Regions from separate parts of the Mus musculus genome. Here regions 2 and 3 are each linked to region 1. The links are chromatin loops, found by intact Hi-C in ENCODE. Cell type or tissue: heart. All regions are shown on one strand.

Region 1 (5,000 bases):
ATCTGATGCCCTCTTCTGGTGTATCTGAAGACAGCTACAGTGTACTTATATATAATACATAAATAAATATTAAAAAAGAAAAAAATCTAGCACAACTACTGAAACCAACTCACCACATTTAATACAATTAAGCCATTTTTAAAATAGTCGAAATATGTGGTCATTTTCAGACTTTTCACAGTATCAAAAATGCTACATCAACTTGTAAGCAAAGCTATTACCTTTTGAGGCACTAGGATAATCTCTAAACTACTAGCTCAGGGTATTAATGCATTTGTGGCTCTTTCTGTGTTATATAAAGTTTTATATAAGTTATATAAAAATGTTTTAAGTCCAATCATTCAGGGGAGGAAAAAGAAAACACGGTTAAAACAGCCTACAAGAATATAGACACAGCATAAGACTCCCAAATACTCACAACTTTAAAAACCACCAGTAGAATTTCCAGTGTGGGTCAAGGGTGTAGGTTACCCAGCATTTGGGGTTTTAAACCTCAGGCTTTTCCAAATACTCCATCATATTTAATAAACACTCCAAAGGGCAAGCCGAGCAGCAGCTTAAGTCTTGCCCCTCGCATACCATCCTATTTGCACATATGAAAGCAGACACAACAGGCTAAAACAGCTGATGAGCAGTCAACGTGTACACGTTATCGTGACATGCTGCAGCCTGGAAGAAAGCATGTACCTCTGAAATCTTCTTACTGTACCATGGACTTTGGATGACAACTATATTCTTTTACTAAAAATATCTGAGCAAGTGAACATGCATCTCCAATTGAACTGCGAAGCAGCTTTCAGAGCTTCGAGCCGGGGTTGAGAGGGAGGGAAAGAAATGCCAGCGATTAAAATTTACCTTGAAAACGGCTTGCTTTTCTTACTATTGCCAAGAATGGTGGTTCCTGCTGGCCCTAGTTTGGCACTCTCTCGTAACCAGTTGGCAGGTGGGAGTTTCAAGTCTGTTTTTTCTTCGAGACGTGCAAACGCTGTTCGAGGAGGGGCAGAAGAGTATTTTACCACAGCTCTGCTTTTCACTTCGTTGCCTCCAAGAAATAAGGCCGATCCCTAAATAACATATGGAATGAAGCTTTAATGAACACTGCCAGGAACGACAATCTCACTTTCATAAAAATGAATTAAGAACCCACCAAATCAGGATTCACAAGGAGCCTCAGCTGCGTGTCAGCTCTAACACTTAATAAACAAGCTTAAATTACGCTTACTTAGCTGTTTTTCACGAAACTAAAAAAAAAAAAAAAAAAAAAAAGGATCAATCAAGAAGTGGACAGGGGCCAACCAACCTGCTTTTTAAAAATCTGGGCATAGTAGTTGCAAACACAAGCTTCAAGCACTCTGGAGGCAGAGGCACAAGGGCCAGTGCAAGGTCTACGTCCAGCTTGACTGCCCGGTCTGCATAACCAGTTCCACACCAGCCAAGACTCAACCCGGTACGATGAGTCACAGAAAAATGTAGACTCAGAAACTAAGTGCGCTCAACTGTGTCCTGTCAACCGCATGTAAAACGAGCAAGACTTCTGTACGGTTCTAATGGAATATTTTTAAGTAGCATAAGTCAATGACAAACGTCATTTGCAGGACGTGTTTATTTTTACCAAACACACAGCGATTGATCGGTAAGCTCATCGCATCCCATTCTACATTAGCTCCGTAGCTGACCCTACACCCACCCGGGCATGCTCAATGTCTGGACCCGCTGTTCGACTCTCCTTCGAGAACCCTTCCAGGCGTTGCAAATTCTCTGTGCCCTCCCTGGGTCCGTCCCTCTCTCCTCTGCCTGCCTTCGGCGGGCTGTGACACACACACACTCTATAGCCCGTCCACTGGCGCCGAGTGCGAAGCCAGGGGTGTTGCGCATTGCAAGCAAACGCCTGCCTGCACACCCGACGACAGGCTCGCCTGGTGATTCATTCCGTACTAGAGGTGCTAAGGAGGCGTGGAAGAAAGTTCCAGAAGCCCCACGTCCCCCTCCCAGGCCCGCAAACCCCCCAAGCCCCTGCAGGTCGCGCTCCGCCGCCGCCGCCTCTCACCTGTGCAGAAGGCTCCTCGGAGTCCGCCTGGGACAGGAGGCTGAGCCCTCCTCGGGCGGCCGCCCCTGAAGGAGAAGCCTCGGCTCCTGCTTCCTTGGGGTCCCCCATCATTTCCGACCCTGGGGAGGCGACCAGACGCGCGAGCCCTGGAGGCGGCGACAGGAACGCGGGCCCAGAGTCGCAGGAGAACCTCAGAGCGAGCGACTCGGACACTCAGCGGCTCGCACTTCCGGCGGCTGCCAGGAAGAGCTCGAGGTAGCGCGATGAAATCTCGCGAGATTCACCCAAAGGTCCAGCCCGTCCTCCGGCTCTGGCTCCTCCTTCGCGGTCCGGGCAGGAGCTGCCGCACGCCGTTGCCTGTCACACCATTAGGGCGGACACTTCTCGCGATACACGCCTCCCGGGCTCCTCCCCCTCGCTCGTGGCCGGTCTTTGTTGGCAAACAGTTAATGAGACTTGAGTCAAAGTCGCGGTGGCTGGGGTGGGGCGGTGCCGCCTTGGGTATTCGCGTAATCAAAGCTGGTGGCATCAAGGCCCTCGCAGGCGGCCGCTCTCTTGGGGCTTCTCCGAGTTGCACACGCGCGGGGACCTCCGTGGGTCTCAGCACCCTCAGATCAGTGGGGCTGAAGCAAGGAGAGAGAAGCCATCAGTCTGTTTAATCGGTTTCTAGGCAGCGCTCATGCAGCCCTGGCTGGTTTCGAACTCGCAAAATAGCCGAGAGTGACCTTGAACTTGACACTCTGCCTCCAGCTCCCGAGGGCTGGGGTTTCTTTCTGCCCGAGGATGGAACCCAGGGCTTCGTGTAGGCTAGGCAAGCACTCGGAGCTACATTTCCACCCTGCACCCAATAACAGACAAACTGCTACATTCCTCATAAAACATATATATTTGAGGTAAAAGGTTTTGTTTTATGTCGAGGTATTACGTTTTGGGTTTTTTTTTTTTTTTTTTTTTTTTTTAAATGTGTTTTGAGTGCTTTGGCTGCGTGTGTGCATGCAGTGCCCGCAGAAACCAGAAGAGGGCATCAGATCTCCTGGAACGGGAGTTACACGCAGTTGGGAGTTGTGGGCTGTGGGTGCTAAGCTGTGTCCTCTGCAAGAGCAGAAAGTGCTCCTAATGGCTGAGCCAGGACGGAGGTATACGTTTTCAGTTTTCAGTGTTTTGGCCTTTGCAATTATTTAGCCATGCCAGGTTATAATTTTCCTTAGTCTCTAAAAACCCAGTAACTGAAAAACTTTAGGAGTTCTCGGAGAAAGCAGATGCAGTCTGCAAATTGCTTTCATGCAAAACAAGACATTTTTATGAATTAACTTTTTGGTGCATATTTTGCAGATCCTTACTTTAAAGCATGTTTTGTGATTTTTTTTTAAACTACTCTGTATTTAGAGCCAGTTTTTGTTTGTTTGTTTGTTTGTTTGTTTTGTCCTTTTCGTTGTTTATTACATCAGAGGCTAGCAGGCTCGTCACATAAAAGCTTGTGCCAAACAAAACTGAGGGCCCGAGTTCCATGTCATCCCTGGACCCCACTGTAGAAGGAGAGAACTGACTCTGGAAAGCTCCCCTCTGGCCGTCACATGTCCTGTGGCATGAACACACACACAATAATAATACAGAGATCTGAATAAGACCTATGTAGCTAACACAAAAAGATTAAACTTTGAGTACTTAAAAATAAACCCTGTATATCCATTAACTCACGTTACAGGAATATTTTTTTTTACAGGAATATTTTTAAAAATTAAATTGCACATCATAGTATGTTAAATGATAAGCAAATATTTAAAAAGTAATATGGTCCCAATTTGAAAATCCATCTGTTTCTGAAATGGAAATCTCTGGTTGTTTTTGTGTCTCTAAATGAACAGATTCATGTAAGAAAGAAATGATTTACATTTAGTCTAACATTTTTCTATTTTTCTTTCTTGTTTCATATTTAATTTTATTAACACTTCTACAAATATAAGTTAGGTTCTGATAACCTTACAGTTTTGTCATTTATTAATAACGATGTATCAGTAAGAATTTACTGAGGTAGTATAGTAGTGGGTTTTTTTTTCTTCGGGACTCAAATATTGTACAAATTTCTTGAGATGCTAACATGTGGATCCTTTTTAATGATGCTTAGTAGGAAAATGTGCTACTAGTACCCTACAAAAAGGAGAAATGAAGGAAGCAGAAGTGAGAGCTCGGTATACAGAACAGGAGTCTGACAACACCAAGGGGCTCATGAGAGCTCAGGGCTCCGGCAAGCCAATCAAGCTCCCTCCCCCCTCCCCCCTCCCCCCCCCCCCCCCCCCCCGCCGCCCCCAGACTTATGGAGGAAGGTCTGGCCAGGGGCTGGGTTTCAAGAAGCCACACACAGGCAGGGACTAATTTAGTTGGGAGAGGAGAGTGATCCCTGAGGCCTGGAGAAACCAGGCACATCTGGGTTACATAAAGTTTATACATTCCTCCAGCTCTAAGAGCCTTTCCCCCATAATCAAACACATGCTGTAGGCTTCTAAAAGTTATCATCACTGCCTCTAATGTAAGTGATTGAAATCCAGTGTTGTGAGGAAACAGATCACTCCTCCCATCATTCAAACGTTAGGACAAGAACAGCTGCCAGAATTTGCCTAACATACGTCTCCTTGGGATGGTCTCTGTCACACATGCCTCCCTGGACAGTCGCATTGGCTTTGAGCTCTCGTGTTTCCCGTCTCAGTGCCTCATGGCCTCTTTGCTTAGGATACACATGTGGAGTGGATGACTAACTTACTGTGTGCCACCACAGCTCTAAGTTGCTGGTGCTTTTCTTGTGCTTAGGATTCCTTCTCTGAGTTCCCTAGCTTACTCCTGCGCATCTTGTAGATTCCGCTCAGGTCACTCTAATAAGTCCTTTCTGATACACCCCACGTTTTCTTCACACACATCCTTGGTCCCTTATACTTGTACAGCTTTATCCTGTGTTTGT
Region 2 (5,000 bases), 450 kb after region 1:
GATGTAGCAATAGTTCTGACCCACCACCTGACTCAGCCCTGCATAAGCCAAGAAGTGGGGGAGGGTCTACAGCTCAGCCCCACCAGAGATCCCTATGAACAGAAAGTATAAGAAGTACTTGTTTCATCAGCTGTATTTAAAGGCAATTTGTTGTGTAGCAGTAAACAATACTATTAGTGGAGGCCTATGACATTGCTCTTCATTAAGTCAACATAAGTAAAATATCAGCAACTTCTTAGGAGTCAATCTAAACTCTTTAACCTAGTCGCTCCCTCTGTATCCAGGAAGTTCTAATGTGATTGCTCTTATAACACTGGGGCTTTAACTCAGGACCTGAGACATCCTAAGCTAACACAATCTACCACTGAGCTACATCTCCATGCCTAAGCTATGTACTACTTAGCTTCACTCCAGACATGTGAAAATGGGCTCTCAGAGGTTACATGACACCCCACCCCAACATGTGCAGTGTCAGAGACCTGAACTCATGACATCGATTCTTAGGTTCTTATTCGTGCTCTGAGACAAACACAGCATAGTACCCGGTGCCAGGAGTCATGCCAGGCCCAGGGAACAAGCGAATGGGAAATGGACCATAACCACTCAGGAAATACAGAGTCTCTAACAGGCTTCAACGAGAGATCTCAACTGCCATGGAGGCAGAGCCAAATTTGGGATCATTTGGGCGGTGGGGGATCCTTCAAACTCCCCAGCTGACCCAAGGGTTGAATATGAAGCACGCAGCCATCAGACAGTAGTTGTCTCTGATAGATAAGGCAGATGACATTTGTCCAAGGGGACCAGTTCTGTCACAATTCCTTCCATCTATTAGTCACTATCTCACAATTATTTTGCCTTTTCTAATCAGCACACAGGCTCTTAAAGCCCTCGCTTGAACACATTCATCATGTCCCCTTCTACGTGGGGAGAATCAATGTTATTTACTGTGGCTAAGCCCACAGAACCCATTTGTAACTAGGGAAGGGTTTGTTGCTGCCTAAAACCAGGCAAATGTTCCCATCCTTGGAAGGTCTGCTCTGTCCACAACATGGCCCAGATATGTCCAGGGGGCAACTCAAGGCACTCAGTAAGTTCCTTCCCTTAAATCAATAATCAAATCCTCCTGTCTTAGTTAGGCTTTTATTGCTGTGAAGAGACACTATGACCAAGGCACCTTTTAATAAAGGACAACACTTAATTGGGGCTGGCTTAAGGTTTCCCAGGTTTAGTCTATTATCATTTCAGAGGTTTAGTCTATTGTCATCAGAAGCATGGCAGCATGCAGGCAGGCATGGTGCTGGAGAAGGAACTGAGAGTTCTACATCTTGATCCAAAGGCAGTCAGGAGACTGTCTTCTGCAGGCAGACAGGAGATTTTCTTCTGCGGTGGGCAGAGCTCAAGCAGTAGGAGATCTCAAAGCCCCGCCTACACAGTGACACACTCCCTCCAACAAGGCCACACCCACTTCAACAAGGCCACACCTCCCAATGGTCCCACTTCCCGAGGGCCAAGCTTATGTAAACCACTACACATGCTCTGTCTGAGTTACTCCAGGAACTGCTTCTGCTGTCTTCAGACTGTCTCGGGGGACTGTACTGAGAGAGATTGCTCCCAGCCCTCTGCAGCCACACTGGTCTGGCGCAGCTCTAGCAGGATCTTCAGATGAGGAATAAGCCAGGACACGGAAGATCAAAGGAGATGCCTCTTCCAAAGACAGAAGACATCCAGAAGGATATCAGATTTGATTCTCCATCTGGGTCAGAACCATGAGGTCATCACTTATCAGCTGTGGAGTCTCTTGGGAAACAGGGAGAAGAAACTTCCGTTTCAATTCACAACCGTGAGCCCTGCTGGGAAATCTGTTCCAACTTCAAAGAGCCCCGCCCTCCTCGTAGCAGATCTGGCAATATTTCCTGGTCAGGATTGGCCCCACCCTACAGCTCCCCCTATCGTCCCCACACAAAATAGACAGGCTTGTCTTACAGACTCTTCATCTGGGGGACCAACAACAACTAAAAAGGAGGCCGGGATGGAATGAGCAATATCCCAAGGCAGGGATCCAGCAGCCTTTTCATTTCTTTCCTTTTCGCATTAAAGTTCTCCCTGTCAGCCTGCCCCACGGAGAAGCCTCATGGGAATTAAGATATTCCAGATATTCTTAGAAAAATGAAATGTTGAAGAATGGCTTCCTGAGCTGATAATAGCGGTACATTTGAAAAATAGGCCCGAATGCCACGTTTAAAAGCCTGGAGTCATAAAAGGCATTATGAATGGATAGAGTGCGAACCTCTACAAGCAGACTTCATTGATGTCACCGTAAACGATGAATGCTGTCACTCTTTTTTATATATAACAGGAAGATATGCCGCTGCATCCAGATCTCAATGTAGGCACTGTCAGGCTCACTGGAACGGCATTGCCTGAGCTATTTATGACAATACGAGAGGAAATACAAGGTTAGAAGATCTTTATCTGCTGTCTGTGGAAACGTGCTTCCACGCTGACGCGCTCGTGAAATAGCCTGTGACAGTGAGGGAGCTGGAAAGTGAGATTAGACAGTGCAGGAAGGACTGTGTCCAGACAATACTGATGCTCACACTGGTGAGCCCCCTGGGCCTTTCTCCCAGCATCCTCCAGGAAAACCCCATCCTGGCATTGACAGCAGCGGCTGGTGTATCATTCACAACTGATCCAACCAGGAATGCTTGTTCCACCTTCCAGAATGTAACGAGGCTTCTAGGAATAGCTGCCAGCTGGGGACTACATCTCCCAGACACCCTTGCCTCCAGTGTGGTCCTGGACATGTTTACACCAATTAGGTGAATCTGGTGAGATCAGTACTTTTGAGTGGCAAGTGGGCGTCGTCCCTGGTTTCTCTCCCTTTCTAGTAGCTGGAGATAGCGGAGTCCCAGGTCCTAGGGGATAGTGGAGCTGAGCATGAAAGGACCTGAATCTTCTGAATGACCCCACAGAATAATAGCTCCCGACTCAGCACCAACCAGTAGTCGCGCTGTATGTTAATGAGTACACTACTGAGCCAATCAAATTGCAGCCTATATTACCGCAGCTAGTCTTGGGTTGACTAGAACAATTAGCACCGGCCTTCTACATCACTCACTCAGTTGTCTGTCCATCTGCTCCATCACATGAAGAAATGTGAAGTAGAAACCTACAGACATGGACTTATGAGTTACCCCTCTCCTTATGTGGTCGGTCACTCAGGTGTCTCTGGAAAAGCACTTCTTCTCTTTCAGCCTTCATCTTCATTTTGGTAACTTGAAGATTTTAAAACTCCTGAACCATAGTCACAACAGCCAGAAGGTGGGAACAACCGGTCAACAAATAAACAGGGGTGGGGGGGGGGGAGGGGATGGCAGAGAGAATGGTTAATATCATTTTCTGCTCTTGCAAAGGACCCAAGTTCAGTTCTCAATACCCACACCAGTCAGGCCATCACTGACATTAACTCCAGCTCCAGACGATCTGATGCCTCTGGACTTCAAAGGCATCAAACTCACAAGTTCATACACACACACACACACACACACACACACACACACAATTTAAAATATAAAATAGATTTTTTTTTATGTGTGCGATAAGGCCAGGAATGGAGGCACATACCTTTAAGCCCAGCACTCAGGAGGCTGACGCAGGCAGAGCTATGTGAGTTTGAAGCCAGCCTGATCTGCACAATGAGTTCCAAGTCAACCAGAGTAAGACCATCTCTAAAAATTAAAATAAATGGATCTCTATGAGTTTGAGGCCAGCCCGGTCTAAAAAGGAAGTTCCATGACAGCCAGGGCTACAGAGAAAAACCCCGCCTCAAAAACAAACAAACAAACAAAAATTTAAAAACCTGACTGTGGGATATACATGGAGTGACACATTATTCCACATTAAAAGGGAAAGAACATGTGATGTGGGCTGGGATAAGCCAGTCATGGAGGACAGATATTGTTAGGATTCCACATTTAAAGGATTCCCAAGGTTCACAAATCATAGAGACAAAATGTAAAATGATTAAGTTTCTGGGACAGACAGGCGGTAGAGGAAGCTGGCTCTACTGTTTAATGAGGATGGGGTTTCAGAGATGAGGAGATGCACCCACCCAGTAGTGCAACAGTAGCTTGGTTGTTGTGGGGGTAACCAACTGCTCTCTGCTCCAATTTGAGGCCCTTCCCACAAGAGGGAGTCCACTTATGCCTAGTACTGTTAACCTAGCCCTAGTAAAGCTCTCAGCTTGGAAAGTCACAGGCCCTGAGGGATGGGTGGGAGCTGTGGCCATGTTGTCCAACTGCCTTCTAAATATTAATGTTCACAGCCATGGATTAATGCAGCTCTCGACTATCTCAGAAGAACTTCATTTTGCATTGAGCAGAGGTTAATGCAGAGACTCTCTGCTGGTCAAGGCTCTGAGATTAGGTGAGCACTCATCCCTAGATGGGGCATTTCTATCAAGCTGACCGCTACTCCATCGCAAAAGAGAAAGTAGAAAGGAGACACCAGGAAGGAAGGAGGGCTGTGAGACACTGTCTTCTGGACAGGACAGTATTGCACTCACAGGCTCACCACAGCTGTGGCAAGCTGCACAAGATGTGCACAACATCAAGCCAGTCAAGAGTCCACCATAGGGCTGGAGAGATGGCTCAGCAGTTAAGAGCACGAACTGCTCTTCCAGAGGTCCTGAGTTCAAGTCCCAGCAACCACATGGTGGCTCACAACCATCTGTAATGGGGAATCTGATGGCCTCCTCTGGTGTGTCTGAAGACAGTGTCAGTGTACATCAAATAAATAAATCATTAAGAAGAAAAAAAAGAGTCTAGCATAAATTGAGAGGTTCATGTAGCTCCACACCTCATGAGGAAGTACTGATACTGATGGCTGATGAGGGAGACCAAGACCTTTTTCTTCAGGTCAAGGCTCCTGATAGGTTGTCTGTGCTTGAGTTAATGGCCCCACACATACTCAAGCAGGACGAATCAGATTGAGTGGGTTAT
Region 3 (5,000 bases), 980 kb after region 1:
TACTGAACCCAGGAAGGGCTCCCTGCTCCCAGTCGCCCCCATTCTCGGCCCTGGTAAGGCTTCGGACCTCCTTGCCCTTGGAGTCACAGGAATGTCAACCCTGGGCCAGCTAGAAGCACACAGCCTATAGGAAGGCAGCTCCTCCAGTTAGGAGGATGTGCCTCTCTGGCCATGTGACCTATCCCCAGCGCAGATGGCCTTGACCCCTGGGTTGCAGAGTACTGGATGGGATGGGGGAAATTCTCTCTCCTTTTCACCTGTACCTGGGCATTATATCCTAAGATGACTGGGTGGCAGTGAGGGTACCCTAGGTAGACCCTGAACACAGAGTGGCTCCATCACGGCTGCAGTAAGAACTACAGGATAGGAGGGACAGAAAGATCCGTGTGCTGAGGTCCACGTATACACGGACAGCAGCTGAAAGGGCAGGTAGGTACACCCTCTGAAACCCCCAAGGAAGTCGAGGGAGGTCAGGGTGCAGCTGTGGGACTGAAAGGTTCAGGGCAGAGCAGGCAAGACAGCAAGAGCCCCAGACTCGTGCCTAGGAGTTTTCTTGAGCTGCAATGACTACAGGCACTTTTTCCTTCTGGTTTCAAAAGTAATGAAAACATCTCCATGAGTTCCTGAACTATGGCAGGCCCGAGTAGCCCCAGGCCCCAGCAGAAAACCCATAGGAACGGCCAAGGTGAATGGGAAGCACGGCTACCAAGCTGAGCACACCGCCAGGGTTGCACAGTGCCCGGGACAGAGCTGCTCCAGAGCTGCCTGCTGCAGCCACTTCCCTCACAACATGGGGAGAGCAACCCAAGAGAGGTCCAGAGATGAGGGGGTTCAACTTCAGTAAGCACCTCAGCTGGCGTGATTACCTGGACCTGGAGGGATGGGGGAGGGATGGCATCTTGCCAGGGTATAGGCCAGCTTTGCAGCAGTGCAAGTTTGCTGCAGGCCCTGAGCTGGGCATTGAGTTAGAGGAGGTACCTGTGGCACCCGGAGCCTTGCTCTGGCAATAGCTACCTGTTACCTCCCAACTGCACGAGCTTGCTTCAGGCTGGGCATGCCTGCCACCTACTCTCTGGGCCTTGATTCATGGTACCACTGGAAGCTGTTTCTGGTCAAAAGGACCCCACCACTGGGGCAGTGAGTGGTCTGATGTCCAACATCTCCGTGGAGTACCTCATAGCATCATGTGCCCTGGACTGTTCTCGGCAGCTAGAAAGCGATGGAAAGAAGGGGAAAGTGGGGTCTTAACTCTCACAGGGACTCCAGGGTCTCGGGGTTGTTACTGTTCCTGAATGTGAATTATTTAAACCCCAGAGGCCACTGAGTTTAAATAATTCACTCTATTTACTTTCTAGGGTTGTGACAGGAAGCAGCTAGGAGGCTCCTCTCCTGGCTTACCGGGAGCCTTGCATTCTTTGTAAAGAGCTGGCTAATTGTTTTCATCATGAATCCTGGGAATCTGAGCCGCCCGGCAGTCTCCAGCACAGCCAGGACAACATTCCAGGGGCCAGCCCGAAGCCTTGGCTTGCCCATCTCCTGTCCGCAGTCCACTGGGCTTGCAGGGTGCTTCCTCAGTCAGGGCTGCAGGAGCCGAGATACCAGCTGGGGCACACACACACACCCTAGGCTCCTCCATCTGGCTGCAGCAGCCCTGTCTGCGTCCCCCTCGAAGTTTATTTTAAACTATTTCACGTGGAAAAAACTCAGCTTCCTCTTCAGTAGTAGGTTCCAAGAAGGCTAACCCCTTCCTCTCCAGTCTGTTCCACCCCACCCCTGAAAAAAACTAATAAGGACAGCAAAAATGCTACACACTACCGGAAACACGACTGCCCATGAGCATCTGTATCCTCGGGCCGAGACTCCTGGTACACTCCAGAATAAACGTACCCAGCTGTGAGGTAGCAGAGGCTCACAGAAAGATGTGCTTAAGACGGAGGCCAGAGCAGCCTGCTGTTCACAGACTCCCCAAGCTGAGCCTCCCTCTTTAACAGGTCAGAGGTCAGGGCTCACCAATCTCGCTCTGATTCTAAGGCAGGATAACCACCTTCCCAGGTCACAGGAGCTGCTTAGGGCACAGCATGGGGAGGGGCTGGTGGGTTTTACCATGGCCCCCAGGTTCTGAGGGAGCTGGGCAGAACTGGAACTTGGCATTCACAGCCTGGAAAAACCTGAAACGGCCCGTCTTGGTTCTGTAATCTGAACCCTTTGGGGCTGCCATGCAGTGGCACACAGAGTCCAAGCCCACTGCCAACAACAAGCCCATCTCTTCAGTGACATCAGACGCCTCGAGCGTGGGGACCCACTGCAGCCCCACAGCGCCCTGCAGGCTGATGGTACCCCAGCTGCCCGACACTTCTGTCAAGCACTGCCCCATTCCTGTCTAGGCTCTCTGTATAATTTAGACACAGGAGACTGAAAAGCAAAAGCAAAAAACAACAACAAACAAAAAACCAAACAGATAAAATGAAAAGAGATAGAAGTCAGGAAATCTCACTGCCTTCCTAAAGCCTTTACCAGCAGGCCAACCCAAGCAAGTCTGCCCATGAGGACGGACGGACACTTAGGGAGAGGCTGGAATGGGGGCAGCTGGGATGCTTCTATAGCTCTGTCTGATGACCACAGCTCATGCTCCCCAATGAAGGCCAGTGGGGAGTGATGGAGTAGTGGGTGGGGAGAGACAGTGGGGGTCGGAGGAGTAAGGGGAAAGGTAAGGAAGGATGCAGCCAGGTGGCGTGGAGAGTGCTTCACACCTTGCACAAACGCACGTGGGCGCAGAGATAAGCATGCCGTCTAAGTACACACTGAGCATTGTGGCACACAGGTACATTTTTCTTCCTCTAGTAACTGGTGTGTGTGGAAGGCAAGTGCTTTGCTCACCAAGCCATTTCCCTATTTCCTGGAGCAACGCATGTCTGGAGTATAGACAGGCCTGGGGTGGGAGCTAGTGTTGCCACATGGTGTGGAAAGTCACCATGCCTCTCTATTCCCCACCCAGAGCCAGTGGCGCCCCCTGCTGGTGGAAAGATACTGAGATTCTATGATAAAGGAAGCCCATAAAGAATCTAGGCAAAGCCCAGGATGGGGGTGGGGACACACGGAGACAGGGGTGGAAGAGCACAGCATGACAAAGGGCTCAAAGAAAGAATGAGAAGGGGACATCAGGGGACTTAGTGGGCAAGGACTGTGGTGTCACAGGGACCCCAGGCCCAGAATGCACACAGTTCTCTGGGTTCTCCCCCTGTGAAGGTCCCAGCTGGAGAAGAACACAAAAAAGCCTCCATGGGTCACAGAAGCTGCTGTGGTTCCTTAGACCCCAGCCTGCCCTGAGTCTAGCAAGGTGGCCAGACCACAGAGTGACAAAGACGCACGGCAACAGGGGAGCAGGCAGGGTGAGCATACATGGGAGCGAGCTGGCATGGATGTGAATATGTGAGTGTAAGGGGCGGAGGGACAGGGAGGCTGGCTGTGAGTGCTTTTAAGGGTGCACTGGGGCCTGATGTGCTTGCTGCGTGTGATCTGTGTGTTCAAGTCCTGAACTCCGGAAGGGCTGACTCTCCCAGAACCTGGTGACAAGGCGCCCTCTTGTGGCCAGAGCAGGAGGCGGTACATGTAAGAAGAAAAGGAAAGATTGTTTTGCGTCTGAATGAGGCCCAGGTGGATGTTGGGGCTCAGGAAGGATGGGACTGAAAGGACAATGAAGGGAGGGGAGGGGAGAGTAGATTAGAGAAGGCCAATGTATCTTGGATGCTGAACTCCACCAGGTGCCCTCGGTGTCTTCTCTGAGCTCCACCCTCCCCAATACTCCCCAAGTACCCTGTCCAGACAAGAAGCAAGGGGAGTGGGCTTCAACTGGCTGCACGGATACAGAAAAGAGCTCGGCCTTTTGGCTGACATGTGGAGCCTGGGTATGAGCAAGGGGTGAAATAAGGTTGCCTCTCCCTCCACCGTGCACCAGAGAGTGCTGTAAAGACAGTGTGTGTGACAGCCCCATCCTTACCTGTCACGGGCACAGAGACAGATTTCACAGCCACCACCCCCTGCTTCCTGGAGCAGCCCTGTCTGAAGTGTGCAGTGCTTTCTGGATGTGCTTGGGGGCCGTAAGGAGGCTCGGGACAAGATAAAAGCATGGGAATATGGCAGCTGCCACTAAGTTCGCTTCCTGGGCCATCCAGGCTGTGTTGGGGCAGGCAGAGTTGTGTCTCCAGTCATTCCCACGAGGGCTGTTCTGGTTGGGCATGCGCGGGCAGGTGTTAGTTCTGGTGAGATGGCTTCCCTTTTTAAGGAGTCCCAAACTCACAAATCACGGACAAGCCAAGTGCACCCTGAAAGATCATTTGCTTTTACAACAGTGTCCTGGCACAGGAGTCCCCTGAAGGCATGGTGTGCAGTGAAAGTCACTTATTGCTGACAGTTGGTTCCTCTCCTTTCTACTCGGCACAGCCACCACCTGTGCTCTGTGATCTTGACCACTGACCACTGCTTTAGCAATGACAATCTAGGACTTAAAGGTGACGATCATAGAGCAGGTGGAGCAGGCGGCATGAGTGCAGGACAGCCCCACACTGATGGCCCTGCTCCATTTGGACCTCAGTTTCTGCATCTGCAGCCGGGAGGTGGCACAATGGTAGTGGGAGCTCTAGGATCCTCCGAGAGGTTGCTCCATTTCCCCTTTATCAACAGGAAATAGGACTAGCCTCCAGTACCGGAGGTCCTAGGGGCCAGAGTACAGAGAAAGAGTCTGATACTGCCAGGCCAGAGGCTAGCCCAGTACTGGTCAGCCTAACACTGGAGTCTGATGCAGCCAAGCCAGAGGCTAGCCCAGTACTGGTCAGCCTAACGCCGGAGTCTGATGCAGCCAGGCCAGAGGCTAGCCCAGTACTGGTCAGCCTAACGCTGGAGTCTGATGCAGCCAGGCCAGAGGCTAGCCCAGTACTGGTCAGCCTAACGCTGGAGTCTGATGCAGCCAGGCCAGAGGCTAGCCCAGTACTGGTCAGCCTAAT

Evidence for each region. Hi-C counts contacts between places; a loop is a spot of excess contacts. Peaks named below come from ENCODE experiments on the same cell type or tissue, not always from the same donor. Only the 100,000 strongest peaks of a DNase experiment are listed, where the experiment ranks them.
Region 2: a loop joins it to region 1, with 4 times the contacts of the local background. A loop is called at or near these places in 3 of 42 quality-filtered maps.
Region 3: a loop joins it to region 1, with 2.9 times the contacts of the local background. A loop is called at or near these places in 2 of 42 quality-filtered maps.

What each region holds. Positions count from the first base shown.
Region 1 is chr7:133,634,971-133,639,970 of GRCm38, reverse strand. It overlaps Edrf1 (erythroid differentiation regulatory factor 1), which reads right to left and starts at 2,296. Exons shown (of 25, transcript NM_178115.4): 1 at 2,048-2,296; 2 at 856-1,064. The coding sequence starts at 2,158. In heart, a CTCF peak has its summit at 3,062 (motif pointing right); DNase peaks (open chromatin) are centred at 2,410 and 3,100; H3K4me3 peaks cover 2,113 bases; H3K27ac peaks cover 1,352 bases.
Region 2 is chr7:133,182,976-133,187,975 of GRCm38, reverse strand. No RefSeq gene overlaps it. Among named protein-coding and RNA genes, the nearest start is that of Gm35567, 30 kb to the left of the region's middle. In heart, a CTCF peak has its summit at 1,957; DNase peaks (open chromatin) are centred at 1,565 and 1,875; H3K4me3 peaks cover 1,513 bases; H3K27ac peaks cover 708 bases.
Region 3 is chr7:132,654,799-132,659,798 of GRCm38, reverse strand. All of the region lies in intron 6 of Lhpp (phospholysine phosphohistidine inorganic pyrophosphate phosphatase), which reads right to left. Among named protein-coding and RNA genes, the nearest start is that of Lhpp, 47 kb to the right of the region's middle. In heart, CTCF peaks have their summits at 3,002 (motif pointing left) and 3,602 (motif pointing left); DNase peaks (open chromatin) are centred at 28, 1,558, 3,018, 3,538 and 2 weaker places; H3K4me3 peaks cover 300 bases; H3K27ac peaks cover 3,484 bases.